Regions from separate parts of the Homo sapiens genome. Here region 2 is linked to region 1. A link is a loop called in an ENCODE intact Hi-C map of the cell type or tissue named here. Cell type or tissue: ascending aorta. All regions are shown on one strand.

Region 1 (8,000 bases):
CCTGGTTCCTTGGCTACCAAACCATTTTCTAGAGTTGACTGTTACGTTTGTGCATTTACTCAAAATTAGGCATAGTCCACAATGAACCATAACGTAAAACTGAAGCTGGACACCTTGCATTAAGAATGGGAAACCAAAAAGATAGAAGGATTTGGGTCCCAGGTAGTCATGTTTTGAACTCTCAATCACAGATTTTTTTTTTTAAATGAGAGAAAAATATACCCTTAGGTGTTTGACTATTATCAGGTCCCTATTAACAGCTAAATAAAATTCCCAAGTAAAATAATAGTGTAGGATGGATATCCCCCTAACCCTCAACTCCATATTCCATACATCCAGTAAATATTTGAGTTCACCATGTGCCAGATATTTCTTTCCCTAGATTTCTCCATTTCTGCTTAAGAGACCATCATTCTCCATTCTCACCATCTGCTTAAGAACCCATGTGAGGTTTAGTGAGCAAGAGTGTAATGTGAGAACAGTTGACGTGCTTGTACATTTTGGTCCAGCTATCTTCGGCTGCATGAGTTCAGGTATAAAGTAAGTGAAGAGATGTCTGAGCTCCTGATCTACTGAGAGCTACTGAGACCAGAAATCTTAGCCTTCCCCTTAAATGCCTTCTCACCCTAATCTGCACATCCAGTTAGTTGTCAAAGCCTGTCATTCTGCCTCAATAATATCTCTCGGCCTGGTACGGTGGCTCACACCTGTAATCCTAGCAATTTGGAAGGCCGAGGCCTGTGCGTCACCTGAGGTTAGGAGTTTAAGACCAGCCTGGCCAACATGGTGGGACCCTGTCTTTACTAAAAAGACAGAAATTAGCTGAGCATGGTGGTGGGCACCTGTAATCCCAGCTACTTGGGAGGCTGAGGCAGGAGAATTGCTTGAACCCAGGAGGCAGAGGTTGCAGTGAGCTGAGATGGCACCACTGCACTCCAGCCTGGGTGACAGAGCAAGACTCCATCTCAAAAAAATAAATAAAATAAATAAATAAATAAATAAATAAATAAATAAGTAATAATACCTCTCATTGCTGTCTTCTCTCCTCCATCAGTATTTGCATTGTCCTAGATTAGGTGTTCTCCTCACCTCTGCCAATCTTGGCTCTTCCAAAAGCTTTGGTCTTTTCATGCTCATCCCCAGTGTATCCTACAAACTGCTATAAAGAATAGTCATAGTCAAATTAGTAAAATAATTCTTCTCAGAAGCCCTCAATAGCTTCCCATTATATACCATATGAAATCCAAATGCATTAGTGTTGCATTCAAGGCTTTAATCCAGCCATGCCACATATTTTTTTCATTTTAACTTATATTGGATTGGTTACTAATGATTTTCCCAAATATTTATTCCATTTTCCTGATGCTCTGTCCCTCAGCCCCCAACACACATGGCTTGTTTCTTTCTCATCATTTCCCTTTTAGTTCTTTCTTAGACTTATCACAGTTTGTAAATGTATTTACTATTTACATCTTGAATTTTTTTTTGAAACAGAGTTTTGCTCTTATTGCCCAGGCTGGAGTGCAATGGCGCAATCTCGGCTCACTACAACCTCCGCCTCATGGGTTCAAGTGATTCTCCTGCCTCAGCCTCCCGAGTAGCTGGGATTACAGGCATACACCACCACGCCCAGCTAATTTTGTATTTTTAGTAGAGACGGGGTTTCTCAATGTTGGTCAGGCTGGTCTTGAACTCCCAACCTCAGGTGATCCACCCGCCTCGGCCTCCCAAATTGCTGGGATTACAGGCGTGAGCCACCGCACCCAGCCTACATCTTGAATTTTTTCCATTAAACATCTAATGTTTTCCATTAAACATCTAATTGCCAGAATGTAAACTCCCTGAGTGCAGGAACATTGTCTTAGTCACGTCCCAATTTCCAGCACCCAAATGAATGTCAGTGTAGGGGCTCAATGAATATTTGCTAATTGAATTAATGAGTGTGATGGCACTGTAAAGACTATCTCAGCTTTACACAGAGTGGTTTTAACATTCAAGCTGGAAACAGCATGGTTCTACTCAGGCTCCTGTGTTTCCTACACAGGCTTCTGTGTCTCCCCTTAGCTTCAGGGGAGAGAGTCATCCTCATGGAAGGAGACAAAAGAAACTGCACCCCGATGGCAGGGAGGTAAGCTGTCTACAGAGAAGGGTCCCTGTACTCTGTGTTGCGGGACCTTGTCTCTAGGCAATCTCTTTGAGTCAAATGAATAAATGTCCTTCCTATTTTATACTTACCTTATGTGTGGTCACGAGGATTACTTAGCCTTTCAAAGCCTGATTTCTCTTGGGCTTCGTCTAACTGCTGAAAACTTAGTTTGCTCTTGTAATATAAATAAGCACACTTGGGGCAGGGGGCTACATTTTATTCTTCCCTTAGGCAAAGCATAAAAACAAACAAAACAACCACCATGCCTAAAGTCTCCAAAAAGCTCATAGTTACCACAAGGAAAATATGTCTGCGGAGATTTTATTTATTGAATAGTGGGCAAAGACGTATTTTATGCTACAAAGATCTTCCATAGGGAGAACATATCATGGCAGCTCAGCAGTGGGCTGCGTAAAGTGTTACAGGCATGGAGAGGCAACGGATTTACGTATCAGGTTCATAGATGCATCCTTTATTAATCCAAAGAATCAATGCTGGCCAGGCAGGCTTTGTATTAGACACTGGGCACGCCATATTTCTTGGAGACTTAGAAAATTTCTATTGCCTTTTGATGCTTTGTGACATCATTTTTTTCAAACCACAAATTGGGGTGTGTGTTTTTGTGTGTGCATGTATGTGTGTGTGTCTAGGCAAATAAGCATTACAGTTCAAATGAGTATTTAATAATATTTATAACTTGTAATTTGATACATATAAATGGCACCCTAGAAATATCAAATGGACAACAAAAAAGTACCTTATTATTAATTTTAAAATCTAAAATGCCCTTCTTTTACTATGCGGTCTATATCAGGCCCTCACCTGCTTATCCTCCCCTTTCCCCACTCCCCTGATTTTTTGGCAGAGCAAGAATCTTGCCTTCTCAGACTGTCAGAAAAGTAATCTATTTTTAAATTTTCAGAATTTCAGGTCTCCTGTCATTAAACATGACAGAGGGATTTAGGGAAAGAGAAAGCATTGTTTGAAAAAGAAAGTCAGTTTTTAGTGTGACCTAAATGTATACAAGTCCAATGTTTAGACAACATAGCAGGTTAAAGCTGGATTTTGAACATATTTTCAGAGAGTGCTTTGGCATGCAGCATTTTTGAGAGAGGTGTTATGTAAGTTATCAAAAAGCATACATTTGGGGTAGGACTTTTGTTTTATCCAGAAGCTAAAAATCATCGAGTGTTGTGTTTTAATATGCAGATGACCCTTATTCTGATTTCAGTTTGGAAGCTTGATCAGGAAAGGTCTTTACTGTGGTGTTGAGGACGTCATGTTCTTCAGAAAGAAAGCTGTCTGTTTTTCTTTTCTCCAGAGGAACTGCAGTTTAGGACAGGCATAAAGCTGGCAACATAACCAAGGGCAGAAAAAAAATTCACCCCTATGTTCTATTTGTCAAACTGACCGGCAGGTCACAACCTGAAAGTTTATGGATCGGTGAGGCCTTGTCTCCGCATAAGCATGTTTTCTGGACTTTGGCTGAAGCTAAATTCCTGACTTCTGAAAGAGGGGTGGGTGTGGACTTCCAGCAGGAATAGCCAGTGGGAAGGAAGTAATATTCATTAAGAGTGTCTCATGCAAGCAGTGCGGGGCTAAGCATGCTCAGTGTAAATTCTCCTGGAGCCTGTCAAGCTATGTTTGAACTCGTTCCAGGATAGTGGATTTACTTTTTTTTCCCCACCAGGAAGAATACTCGATTAGACTGCATTTTGCCTTGCTTTTCCTTCTCCCTTTCTCTCTCTTTCTTTCTTTCTTTCTTTCTTTCTTTCTTTCTTTCTTTCTTTCTTTCTTTCTTTCTTTCTTTCTTTCTTTTTCTTTCTCTCTCTCTCTCTCTTTCTTTCTTTCCTTTCTTTTCTTTCTTTCCTCTTTCTCTTTCCTTCTTTCTTTTTTTCTTCTTTCTTTCCTTCCTTCCTTCCATCTTTCTTTTCTTTCTTTCCATTTTTTTTTTCCTCCAGAAGAATGGAAACAGTATTCTTTTCCGATCAGTTCAGTAATACAATGTCCTTCAGTGTCCATATGAGCATTTCAGTGGAGAAGAAAAGAAACTTTGCTACCTGGGAACTGAAGACTACTTAGGTCAGTAAATGCTAATAAAGTTCTTAAAGACTTATGGAGCCAGGAGTTAACTTTTCTTAACTGTTAAGGTAATCTACAGCTAATGTAATTGCCTTTTCAATTAGTGGGTGTACACTGATTTTTTTTTTCCACACAAAAACTATGTTTTTCATGTATTGGAGTGATTTCCCAAACACAGGGAAAATATGTCTTTTGGTTAATTTGCATTTGAAAGAACTTCTTTTTGTATGAAAGGTTCTTTCTCTCTACCACAAATTATGTGTTTTTTAAACAAATATTGTGGTGAGCTGATGTAGCCGTAATGGTCTGAATGTGGATGTGTTGTTCTGTGTTATATTAATTCTTGGCTTGGGTAGGTTTGGTGAAAGTTATTGCTTTTGTTGCTGCCAGAGATGAAAGAGAGTTTGTTTTGTTGTGGATGTTGTTTTGGAACTTTTGGTGAGCTTTGAGGCTGCCTTGGGAGCCCCTTATAGAGAGGAGAGCCATCTCTTTCCACGTTTAATGTGCATTTTTCAAAATATTCAAATTTAACTCTAAGACGGGAGTATAGCTTTTTAAGAATCTGTGTAGGAATAGAGTTTTCTTAAAAATGTAGTTTTGGAGGGAAATGGTTTATAGAAAGGTTTGTAATAAAGAATTTAAATCAAGACTGCCATGGTGAATATAAGCAAAAAATGCAAAAAAATACTGCATGCTATGTACATACTGATTCAGTTTAGGTTAATAATTTTACTTTTTAATTTTAAAAAAGTATACCAGGCCTTAAAGGGCTGTCTTATAATATCAACTGATAACACAGAGGACTCATTGGAGAGATGTTAGGATCTCAGAAAATATCAAGTTAGCAAAGGTGGCCCCTTTAAAAACATCTGAGGACTGAGGTTATGAAACCACATGGCTTCGTGTAGGAGCAGTGCATCCTAGGCTAAAGCACTTTAATTTTATTCAAGAATTTTAAGAGTAAAAGGGGATTTATTTCTTTTCAAAAAAGAACAGCCAGGCGAGGATTATTGATCCGTCAGGGATTAAATATTTGCTGGAATACAAAGCATCACATATTATCAATGTGTAAATCAGACTCGCCAGCTATTCAGGGGATGTAAATGAAACGACCATAGTTTCAGCCAGAATCAAATGCAGCAACACCCCTGCCCTGCTTTCTTCATCTTTATGTCCCAGAAAGGGATGATAGAGGTGGGGCAGGGTGTGAAATGAGACTTAGCCAATGAGCTGACCTTGCTCTTTTAACTTCTGTCCATCTGTTCTTACCGGGCAGCTGAAGCAGTGAGCAAAGTGGGACGGGACCTCAGCGGGGACCAGGAAGCAGAGGCCAGACCCAGCCAAGGCTGTGATCTGTTCCCCACCCTGCAAGTTAGATATCAGGAGGAGCTAAGTGGATGCGTCTAAATCCACTTCCTTCTGCTCCCAGAGCTTTGATTTAGTACCAAATGCTGCTCTTCTGCACCTGCCTCTGTTTTTCATAAGTAAAAGCTTCTCCCCATGTGTAGATGGTGGTTTATTCGATACAGATCAATCCCTAAGGAGATAGCTGAAGTAATTGAGTCTTGTTTTGTTTTTTTCTTTCTTCTCTGACATGTGGCATTGATGAGGTTTAATTGAAACAACAAACCTTTTCTGGGATGCGAGAGCACAGTTTTCCATGGAAGAGTGTGTGTGAGCGTGTGTGTGTGTGTGTGTGTGTGTGTGCGCATGCAAGTCACTTGCAGTCTGGACTCTGGGACGCTGCCTCTTGGAAGGCTTTGCAAGGCTGAGGGCATTTGTCTGGAGCCAGGGATCTTTTCATCACCTTGTCTCTGCGTTGGCAAAGAGGAGGTGCACATTCTGGAGCATGCTGTAACTCTTTACCCTCAGTCCTCGTTCCTAATACTGCAGTCTCCCCACAGCACCCCAACTGTTTCCCCTTCATGACCTGTGTCTTGAAGCATAGCACCAAAACCTTTTGAGGCACAAAGGAAAACCAAAGAAGCAGAGAATGAACAAAGACAGGCCTCTTCATGTTCACATCTGGATAAAATTTAGATTGAGACAAGGGAAAATGAGTGGGAGAAAAAAAATCTGACACCATATTAAAAAATGCATATAATTGACTTTCTAGAGTTTTTCTCGTCTCAAGTTTTCTGAGTGTTTTTGTCTCCTGCTCAGACCCTACCCATAGGATTCGGGAGAAGGTAGGTATCACATCCATATTTTGTAGTGAAGTGCAGTGATTTGCCCCAAGCAGCGCCTAGGCTGGAGCAAGCATACAGATACCTGGAGCTCCAGTCCAAGCCTCTGCTTATACAAGAATAGAAATAATCTGGGTTCCACTTCTGCACCTTGAACTCAGTTTCCCCATTCATTTTAAGATTTTGGACAAAGACATTCTGTGCAGTAAGTTCTCCAACTGAATCCATTACTGTAATAATTTGAGAAGTATTTGAAGCTTTTCAGAAGACTTTGACATATTTCCTTTGATCTTATCTTCAACACTACCTGTTAAAATAAATTGGGCCAGTGTTGTCATTTTCTTTTGACAAATGAGGAAACCGAAAGATTGAATGACTTGCTGCCTAAGGTCAGGATAGAGGCTACATGGGAATTCAGGTTGCCCAACTGGGGATTTGAAATTCTAGACCATCCTGAATCCCTGGGTTACTGAGGTAGATAGGATATAAAAGAGGAGTTCCATGATTCATGAAGGTGGAAAGTGTGGCAGCACCAGGGACTTTGGATATTGTCACACTACGAAGGAGAAAACTCCAGCTGGAGATGGTATGTTAGTCACACTCAAGGAGTTGGAGACTTGAATTTAAATCCTATCCGTAGAATCCCAAAGTGTGTGTTCTATGGTATGGTGACTATACACATGGGCTTTGCTAATTTCTCTGCATCTCTTTTTCATCATGTGTAGAATGGGGATACCAAGGGGTTGCTATGAGGATTATATGAAAGGATTCATGTAAAGTACTTAGCACGGTGCCTCACACAGCAGACTAAACCCGAAAATGTTTTGATTGGCATATGCTCTTATTTGTTGCTTGTGTTGTATCACCCAAGGTAAGCATGAACTATTCTTACTGTGAATCCCAGTCAGCTCTTAGCTCAACCCACAGATCCTCAGGGCACTTGTGTTGGTAAATTAACACCACAAGAGGAATAGTGCTTAAGGCATATTTATTGAAAATACAAAAATGTGCTAGATGGCACAGAGAGTTAACTGAGGCAGAACGCTTATTCTTCTTGCTCTTAGTCCACGGAGAGACCAGAGGGAGGCTATCCAGGCAGATATGTCTGAGATAAGTGCACATTTGTTGAGTCAAATCTAGTTATCTTCCATAACTTTCCAATGCGGCTAAGCAGGCTGCTCGGAAGTGAGGAGTCTCTCTGAAGGGAAGGGAGTCAATTACAGTCTCAAAGGTTCAGTGGGAGTCAAAAAAGAAGTAAAGGCCGGGCGCCGTGGCTCACGCCTGTAATCCCAGCACTTTGGGAGGCTGAGGTGGGCGGATCACGAGGTCAGGAGATCGAGACCATCCTGGCTAACACGGTGAAACCCCGTCTCTACTAAAAATACAAAAAATTACCTGGGCATGGTGGCGGGCACCTGTAGTCCCAGCTACTCAGGAGGCTGAGGCAGCAGAATGGCGTGAACCTGGGAGGCGGAGCTTGCAGTGAGCCGAGATCACGCCACTGCACTCCAGCCTGGGCGACAGAGCGAGACTGCGTCTCAAAAAAAAAAAAAAAAGAAAAAAGAAAAAAAGAAGTAAAGGCACAT
Region 2 (8,000 bases), 120 kb before region 1:
AACGGCACCAGGATCCATTTATCTTCTTTTCTTACTTGCAAAGCCTTGGCTGAGAATATCCGCTGGTTCTGTTGGAGAGAGGAGACTTCCTGAGACATGATGTAATTTCTGCAAAGGGGAAACACATGTTGAGTCTTGCAGTACAAAACAATGTTGAGGTGCTGCTAGCTGGCCCTGTCAGTCACATGACAGGATACAGTGTATAGTTAGGCAGCACTATCCAGGAGCCTGCAGAGCATGGAGTTTGTGGGTAGGGAATGGAAGAAAAAGTCTCTGAAGCTTTTGAAATGCAGAGACTCCATTAAGTTTATAAGAGTTTGGAAGAAATGCTTTTCTGTTTTCAGTTATAACAATCTTCCTACTCAGAATACAGCATATCACACATGTGCTCCTTTTTACCCAAGAAACAGAAGGTACTTATGGTGTTTGTGTCAAGAATAAGTTTCAGCAAATTCACATTTTAAATTCAGCAAGATGAGTGAAAATTTTATCAACAGTATCATTCTCAGTGAATTTCTCATAATTTCAGATAGCTATCATGGTGTAGTGGGCTATACATTGGTAAATGGCTTCATAGAGACCTTAGGTTTTTCACCTTCCCTCAACACTTAAAAACTGGATACGGATTAATAAGTGTCAAGAGGTGAGGTTTGGTTTGACTAGGAACCAGGAGTTTGGCTAAGATGATATCTATTTCTCTATCTATCATCTATTTATTATTAATTAGCTGCATAGTCCCTTACTAGGTGCCATGATAATTACGAAAGCAAAAGTAAGTCAGTTCTCTTCTTTAAAGAGTTATTCTAGAAGGCGAGACAATAGAAATATAATCATAAGAAAAGGCATAAAACCTTGTTACTCAAAAGTGGGGTCTGCTCAGACCAGCAGCATTGACAGCATTTAGGAGCTCATGACAATCCAGCTCTCAGGCGTCCCTCCAGATGATTCTTATGCACGTGAAAGTTTGAGAAATACTGGTATAAATGTTTATATGGGAAACATAGAAGAGGAAGAAATTGCTTCTGGAAAGATGACAATGAAAGATTCTAACAGACGTGTGCATTGAGCTAGGCCTTGAAAATGGTTAGCTAAAGTATGTGCAAAGGCGTAGAAGTGATAAAACAGTGGACCAGAGAACAGGGAGTAATCCAATAGGCAAATGTATGTGGGAGAAGAGGGAGATGAACCTGAAAGATCCTTTAGGGCAGATTACCATACTAGAAGTCTGGGATTTTGTAGTATAGATATGAAAGTGTGATTACTTCATGTTTAAATAGAATAATAGAAATAATAATAGATAAGAATAGGAACAGTAATACTAACAATAACAGTATACTAACAATACTATTGTTAGTAACAATATTATTACTAACGATACTATTGTCAGTAACAATATTATTACTAACAGTATTATTGTTAATACTAACAATAATAGTATAACAAATTTCATATTCAGAGTTTTTAAAGTAAGAGGTATTATTTTATTCAGTCCTTATAGAAATTATGTGTATTAAGAATTATTACTACACTCATTGAGAGGCAGATTAGCAGAGAGGTAAAGAAAGACTTTTAATTTAGTACTTTGAAATTCCATTGTCTTCTGACTTGCAATATTTCTGATAAGAAGTCCAGACAAGTTATGTTTTCCCCGTTTAGATAATGTAATGCATTTTATTTCTGTATATGCTTCTAAACTTTTCTATTTATCATTGGTTTTTGGCATTTGATTATGGTGTGAACTGGCGTTTCTTAAAAATCAAATTTGGAAAAATTTTAGCCACTATTTTTTCAAATACAATTTCTGTTCTTCTCCCCTTCTACAACTCAAATTACACATTTACTAGCTTGCTAGAAGTTGTTTCACAGGTCACCAAGATTCATTCAATTTATTTCAGTTTTTTTTCTGTGTCATGCATTGCTTTGGATAGTTTTTATTGCTGTTTTCAAGCTTACTGATCTTTTAATATGCTGTAATCCAGTAAATTTATTAACTTTGCTAATGTAGCTTTTATTTCTAGAAGAGCCACTTGATTCTTTTGTTTTTACATCTGTCATTTCTTTCTATATGTTATGATTTTTTTTTTAAATCAAGGGTTAGTGAACTACAGTCTGTGAGACAAATCTAGCTGATGGCCTGTTTTTGGATGCCCTGTGAGATAAGAATGGTTTTTACATTATATGGGATTATAAAAAATAAAAATATGCAACAGAGCCTGTATGGGACCTACAAAGCTTGAAATATTTACTATCTGGCTCTTTATAGGAAAAATTTGCCAATCCTTGCTTTAAATCTCAATTTAAATCATGTAATTATATAGCAGCTGTTTCAAATCCTTCTCTGCAAATTTTCTTATCTTTGTCATTTCTAAGTCTGTTTCTATTGGCTCATCTTTTCCTCCTTAATTGTTGCTGCTTCACAAGTCTAATGATTTTTATTGGATATTGGACATTATGAATGTTATATTGTTGAATGTTGCATTTTGTGGTCTTTCCTGAAAAATCTTTAGGTTTTTTTTAGGCAGGCTGTTAAGTTATTTACGGATTGGCTTAATGCCTTTGAGGCTTTATTTTTGAGGATAGTTTAGCCATACTACCAAGATGTGACTTTTCTGATGTTTTTCCTCAATCCTCTCCATGTTCAACAAGGTCTCGCCATCCTGAGCGACAAGTACTGGAATATCTTCTAGGCTTTCGGAATTGTTCAGTTTATATCTTCTTGGAATTGAGTCAATTTTTGTTTTGCCTTGTGGAGTTTCACCCTGCACATGCACAGATTACTATTTAGCCAAAGATTTGACGGGAATCTTACGTATATTTCTGGAGCTCGTTCTTTGCATAGTTTCCTCCTTTTCTGTATTCTTTCTTACAAATGTCATCTTTCGTATTGTACCTGGATTCTTATTTCTGATTTTTCAGTAAAAACCTGAGACTTTGCTTGGATTCCCACCCCCATGAAGCTGCTTGGACATTGCTTCCAGATGAATAATAGGTTATCTTAGGGCTCACTTGCTTCTTCCCTTCTTTCACAGGTTGTAGTCCTGTGCTCCCTGTAGCCCACTCTCTGAAAATAGTTTCTTCATGTATTTTGTCTGGCTTTCTAGTTGTTTGCAGTGGGAAGGCAAGTTTTGTACCAGTTACTTCCTTCTGGGTGGAAGCCAGGAGCATAGGTGTTTGAGTCAGACAAATTTGTTTTCTGCTTCCGTACTTACCAGCTGTGGGCCTTAGGCTGGTCATTCACTTCTGCAAGCATCAGTTTCCTCATCTATAAAAGAGGGCTAATAACAGGATTTTTTTTGTGAAGATTAGATTGAGGCAGTGCACACCAAATATTAGCAAAGTGCATGACAAATAGTGCTTAACACATCATGGCTATTATTAACATTTCTTTTTTGGGATGGGGGCAGTAAGATGAAGTCACTTGTTTGACATTACACATACAGTAAGCAGTAAGGTTGGCCTGCCTCATGGGAACTCCAACTTAAAAGCCCCTGGTTTATTTTAGCTCTGACAATGGCTAGCTCACTTGGAAATGGTTGAACCACAGAGACTAGAGTGTCAAAGGGTCAAAGAAAGGGCCACATTTGTGTAAAATGTGTTGTAAAACAGTGAAAAGCTTCTGATGATGATTAGATCTGAATAGAAGCTCAGACTGTTCCACAAGTTAGACTGCTTGCTGGGAGTAGACACTGCATAACGGGAGGAGTATGCTAATATTTAGAACAAGTGGATTTCTTCCTTATTGAGCATTAGGTTACAATTCTTCTTCTACTAATTGGTTCAACTGTTATGGCTCTAATTGTTTCTACTTCTCACTCTCTCCCCCTTCCTTGTTTTAATCAGACCAACTCTACCCTCTCCAGATGCCCGCCATTCCCAGCTCCCGTTGTGACATTTAGTTTTAGTGAAGGAGATTCCTACATGTCCTAAATGGGTAGTCAGAACTTGAGAAGGGCATTAGAGTAAACTTACACTCTGCATGTTGACAACTGGGCAGTCTAAGACACATGCACCAAAGGGGACATAAAAAATGGGTTTTGGTTGTCCTGTAGCTGAAGCTAAGTAGACGGGTTTCATAGGTTTCAGATTCATAGAGCATGAGTTTTAGTATAAGACTGATTTAGGTTCTGATCCCAGCTCTGCCACTTACTAGCTGGGTGACATTTAGCAAATTACTTAACCTCTTTTAGCTAAATCTGTAAAATGATGAAAGTAAGTGCTTTGTAAGATTAAATAAAATAATGTATACAAAGCACTTAGCCCATAGTAAGAGCTGAGAAAATTATAACATTTATCCTCCCAATAACAAGAGAGAGCCAATCAACAAAGCCTTATTTCTCCTCTCAAATGTCCATTCCACTTCATTTCCCCCTAGTTCCTTGAACAGTTAGGAGCCTGGAGCCTGTGCTAAGGCTGTTCTGAATACTATCTTCATTCATAAACAGAATCCTAAATAGGGCTTGTCTCAAGAACAGAAACCACATGAATTTTTAACAGATGATTTATGTTAGGAATTTGTTAAACAGGTATGGGAAGAATGAGAAGGCATAAAGGAACACGGAGGTAGCCTGGAGACAGTAACTGTAGGAAGCAACCATCATCCCTAGGACCGTTCCCTTTAGGGAGGACGAAGAGACAAGCCATGACCTCATGAAGCTGGGACTGACCTCCTTAGAGGAGGGGGTTCTGCCCTTGCTGGTGCCTCAGGAGCTTGGGTTAGGGACCATGCAGAATGGAGACTGGAGATCTACAGAAGGAGTTCTGCTCAGTTGGCACTAATAGCTCTAAGGGGGCTGTGAGAAGGGAGAGTGAAAAACCTGGACCCTGGATCACTTGTTACTGGAACGAACTGCCACTGCTGAGATGACTAAGGTTTGCTGGGCAACACTTAGAGAAACAACAAAGAAACAGGAAGAACAATGTTCCTTCTCCCTTCTCTAGCCTTACAGCCTGTTGGCATAGCCCAACAGGGACCACTCGGAAGGAGAAATGAGGTTTTCTAAGTCCCTCCCCTAGTGTCATGAAGCAGAGTCTAGAAAGGTAGGAATTTTTTAAATTTTATTTTGATTTTTGTGGGTACATAGTAGATGTATGTATTTATGGGTACATGAGATACTTCGAAACAGGCATGCAATGTGTAATAATCACATCATGGAAAATGGAGTATCTATCCCACCGAACACTTATCCTTTGTATTACAAACAATCCAATTATACTCTTTCAGTTATTTAAAAATGTACAATTAAATTATTATTGATTTAGTCACCCTGTTGTGCTACCAAAAACTTATTTATTCTAATCATTGTTTTGTACCCATGAGCCATTCCCACTTTCCAAGACCCGTCCCCAGCCTCTAGTAACCATCACTTCTACTCTCTATCTCCATAAGTTCAATTGTTGTAATTTTTGGCTCCCACAAATGAGTAAGAACATGTGAAGTTTGTCTTTCTGTGCCTGGCTTATTTCACTTAAAATAATGACCCTTATTTCCATTCATGTGGCAAATGATAGGATCTCATTCTTTTTTTATAGCTGAATAGTACTCCATTATATATATCTACCACAGTTTTGTAATCCATTTGTCTGCTGATGGACACTTAGGTTGCTTCCAAATCTTAGCTGTTGTGAACAGTGCTGCAACAAACATGAGCATGCAGATATCCCTTTGATATGATGATTTTCTTCCTTTTGGGTATATGCCCATCAGTGAAATTGCTGAATTATATAGTAGCTCAATTTTTAGTTTTTTCAAGGAAGCTCTAAACTGTTCTCCACAGTGGTTGATCTAGTTTACATTCCTACTAAGAGTGTACGAGGGTTCCCTTTCTCCTAGCCAGCATTTGTTATTGCTTGTCTTTTGGATAAAAGCTATTTTAACTGGTTCAGGATGATATCTCATTGTAGTTTTAATTTGCATTTCCCTGATGACCAATGATGGTGAGCATCTTTTTGTATAACTGTTTGACATTTGTATGTTTTCTTTGGAGAAATCTCTATTCAGATCTTTTGTTCATTTTAAAATTGGATTATCAATTTTTTTCCTATAGAGTTGTTTGAGCTTCTTATATATTCTGGTTATTAATTCCTTGTCAGAGGGGTGGTTTGCAAATATTTCATCCCATTCTGTGAGTGGCCTTTTCACTTTGTTGATTGTTTCCTTTGTTGTGCAGGAGCTTTCTAACTTGATGTGATCTCATTTGTTCATTTTTCCTTTGATTGCCTGTGCTTGTCGGGTATCACTTTAACTTTTGGCCAGAGTAACATCCTGGAGTTTCCTCAATGTTTTTTTTGTAGTAGTTTCATAGTTTGAGGGCTTACATTTAAGTTTTTAATCCATTTTGATTTAATTTTTGTATATGGTGAAAGATAGGAGTCTAGTTTCATTCTTCTGTTTATGAATATCCAGTTTTCCCAGCACCATTTATTAAAGAGAGTCTTTTCCCCACTGTATGTTCTTGGCACCTTTGTCAAAAATGAGTTCACTGTAGGTGTATGGATTTGTTTCTGGGTTCTCTCTCCTGTTCCATTGGTCTATGTGTCTGTTTTCATGCCAGTACCATGCTGTTTTGGTTTCTACAGCTCTGTAGTGTAGATTCAAGTCAGGTAATGTGAGTCCTCCAGTTTTATTATTTTTGCTGAACATAGCTTTGGCTATTCTGAGTCTTTTGTAGTTCCATATACATTTTCAGATTTTGTTTTATTTCTGTGAAGAATGTGAAAAATGTCATTGGTATTTTAATAAGGATTGCATTGAATCTGTAGATTTCTTTGGGCAGTATGAACTTTCTAACAATGTTGATTCTACCAATACATGAACATGGAATATCTTTCCATTTTTTGTGTCCTCTTCAGTTCCTTTCATCAGTGTTTTATAGTTTTCATTGTAGAGATCTTTCACTTCTTTGGTTAAGTTAATTCCTAAGAATTTAATTTTATTTGTAGCTATTGTAAATGGAATCACTGTCTTGATTTCTTTTACAGATTGTTCATTGTTGGTATGTATAAATGCTACTGGTTTTTGTGTGTTGATTTTGTATCCTGCAACTTTACTGAATTTTTTTATTAGTTTTAATAATTTTTTTGGGGGGGGGCCTTTAGGTTTTCCAAAACATAAGATCATGTCATCTGCAGACAAGGATAATTCGACTTCTTCTTTTCCATTTTGGATGCCTTTTATTTCTTTCTCTCATCTGATTGCTCTATCTAGGACTTACAGTACTATATTGAATAACAGTGGTAAAAGTAGGCATCCTTGTTGTGTTTCAGATCTTAGAGAAAAGGCTTTCATTTTTCCCCATTTAGTATGACACTAGCTCTGAGTCTGTCATATAAGAATTTTAATATGTTGAGGTATGTTCCTTCTGTACCCAGTTTTTTATGGATTTTATTATGAAAGGATGTTGAATTTTATTGAATGCTTTTCCAGAATCAGTTGAAATTATCACTTTTTTTTGTCTGTAGTAACATAGTAGGTGTATATATTTATGGGGTACATGAGATGTTTTGATACAGGCATGCAGTGTGTAATAATCACATCATGGAAAATGGAGTATCCCCTCAAGCATTTATCCTTTGTGTTATAAAAAATCCAATTATGCTATTTAGTTATTTTTAAATGTACAATTAAGTTATTATTGACTATAATCACCCTATTGTGCTATCAAATACTAGGTCTTATTCATTCTTTGTGTTTTCTTTTGTACCCATTAAGCATCCCTGCTTTATCTTCCCACCCTATGCTACCCTTTCCAGCCTCTAGTAACCATCCTTCTACTCTCTACGTCCATGAGTTCAGTTCAATTTTGATTTTCAGATTCCACAAGAAAGGTGATGTTTGCCTTTCTGTGCCTGGTTTATTTTATTTAATATCATGATCTCCAGTTCCATCTATGTTATTGATCATATGGTTTTTGTCTTTCATTCTGTTGATACTATATATTGCATTGATTGATTTGCATATGTTGAACCATCCTTGCATTCCTGGAATAAATCCCACTTGGTCA

The links. Hi-C counts contacts between places; a loop is a spot of excess contacts. Peaks named below come from ENCODE experiments on the same cell type or tissue, not always from the same donor. Only the 100,000 strongest peaks of a DNase experiment are listed, where the experiment ranks them.
Region 2: it touches region 1 in a loop (10-fold over the local background); 5 of 110 quality-filtered maps call a loop at or near these places.

Annotation. Positions count from the first base shown.
Region 1 is chr11:122,363,724-122,371,723 of GRCh38, reverse strand. All of the region lies in intron 1 of MIR100HG (mir-100-let-7a-2-mir-125b-1 cluster host gene), which reads left to right. Among named protein-coding and RNA genes, the nearest start is that of MIR100HG, 55 kb to the left of the region's middle. In ascending aorta, no CTCF peak of the experiment used is centred here; DNase peaks (open chromatin) are centred at 3,693, 5,513 and 5,990; H3K4me3 peaks cover 4,868 bases; H3K27ac peaks cover 4,404 bases.
Region 2 is chr11:122,483,825-122,491,824 of GRCh38, reverse strand. No RefSeq gene overlaps it. Among named protein-coding and RNA genes, the nearest start is that of MIR100HG, 65 kb to the right of the region's middle. In ascending aorta, no CTCF peak of the experiment used is centred here; a DNase peak (open chromatin) is centred at 4,836; H3K27ac peaks cover 1,950 bases.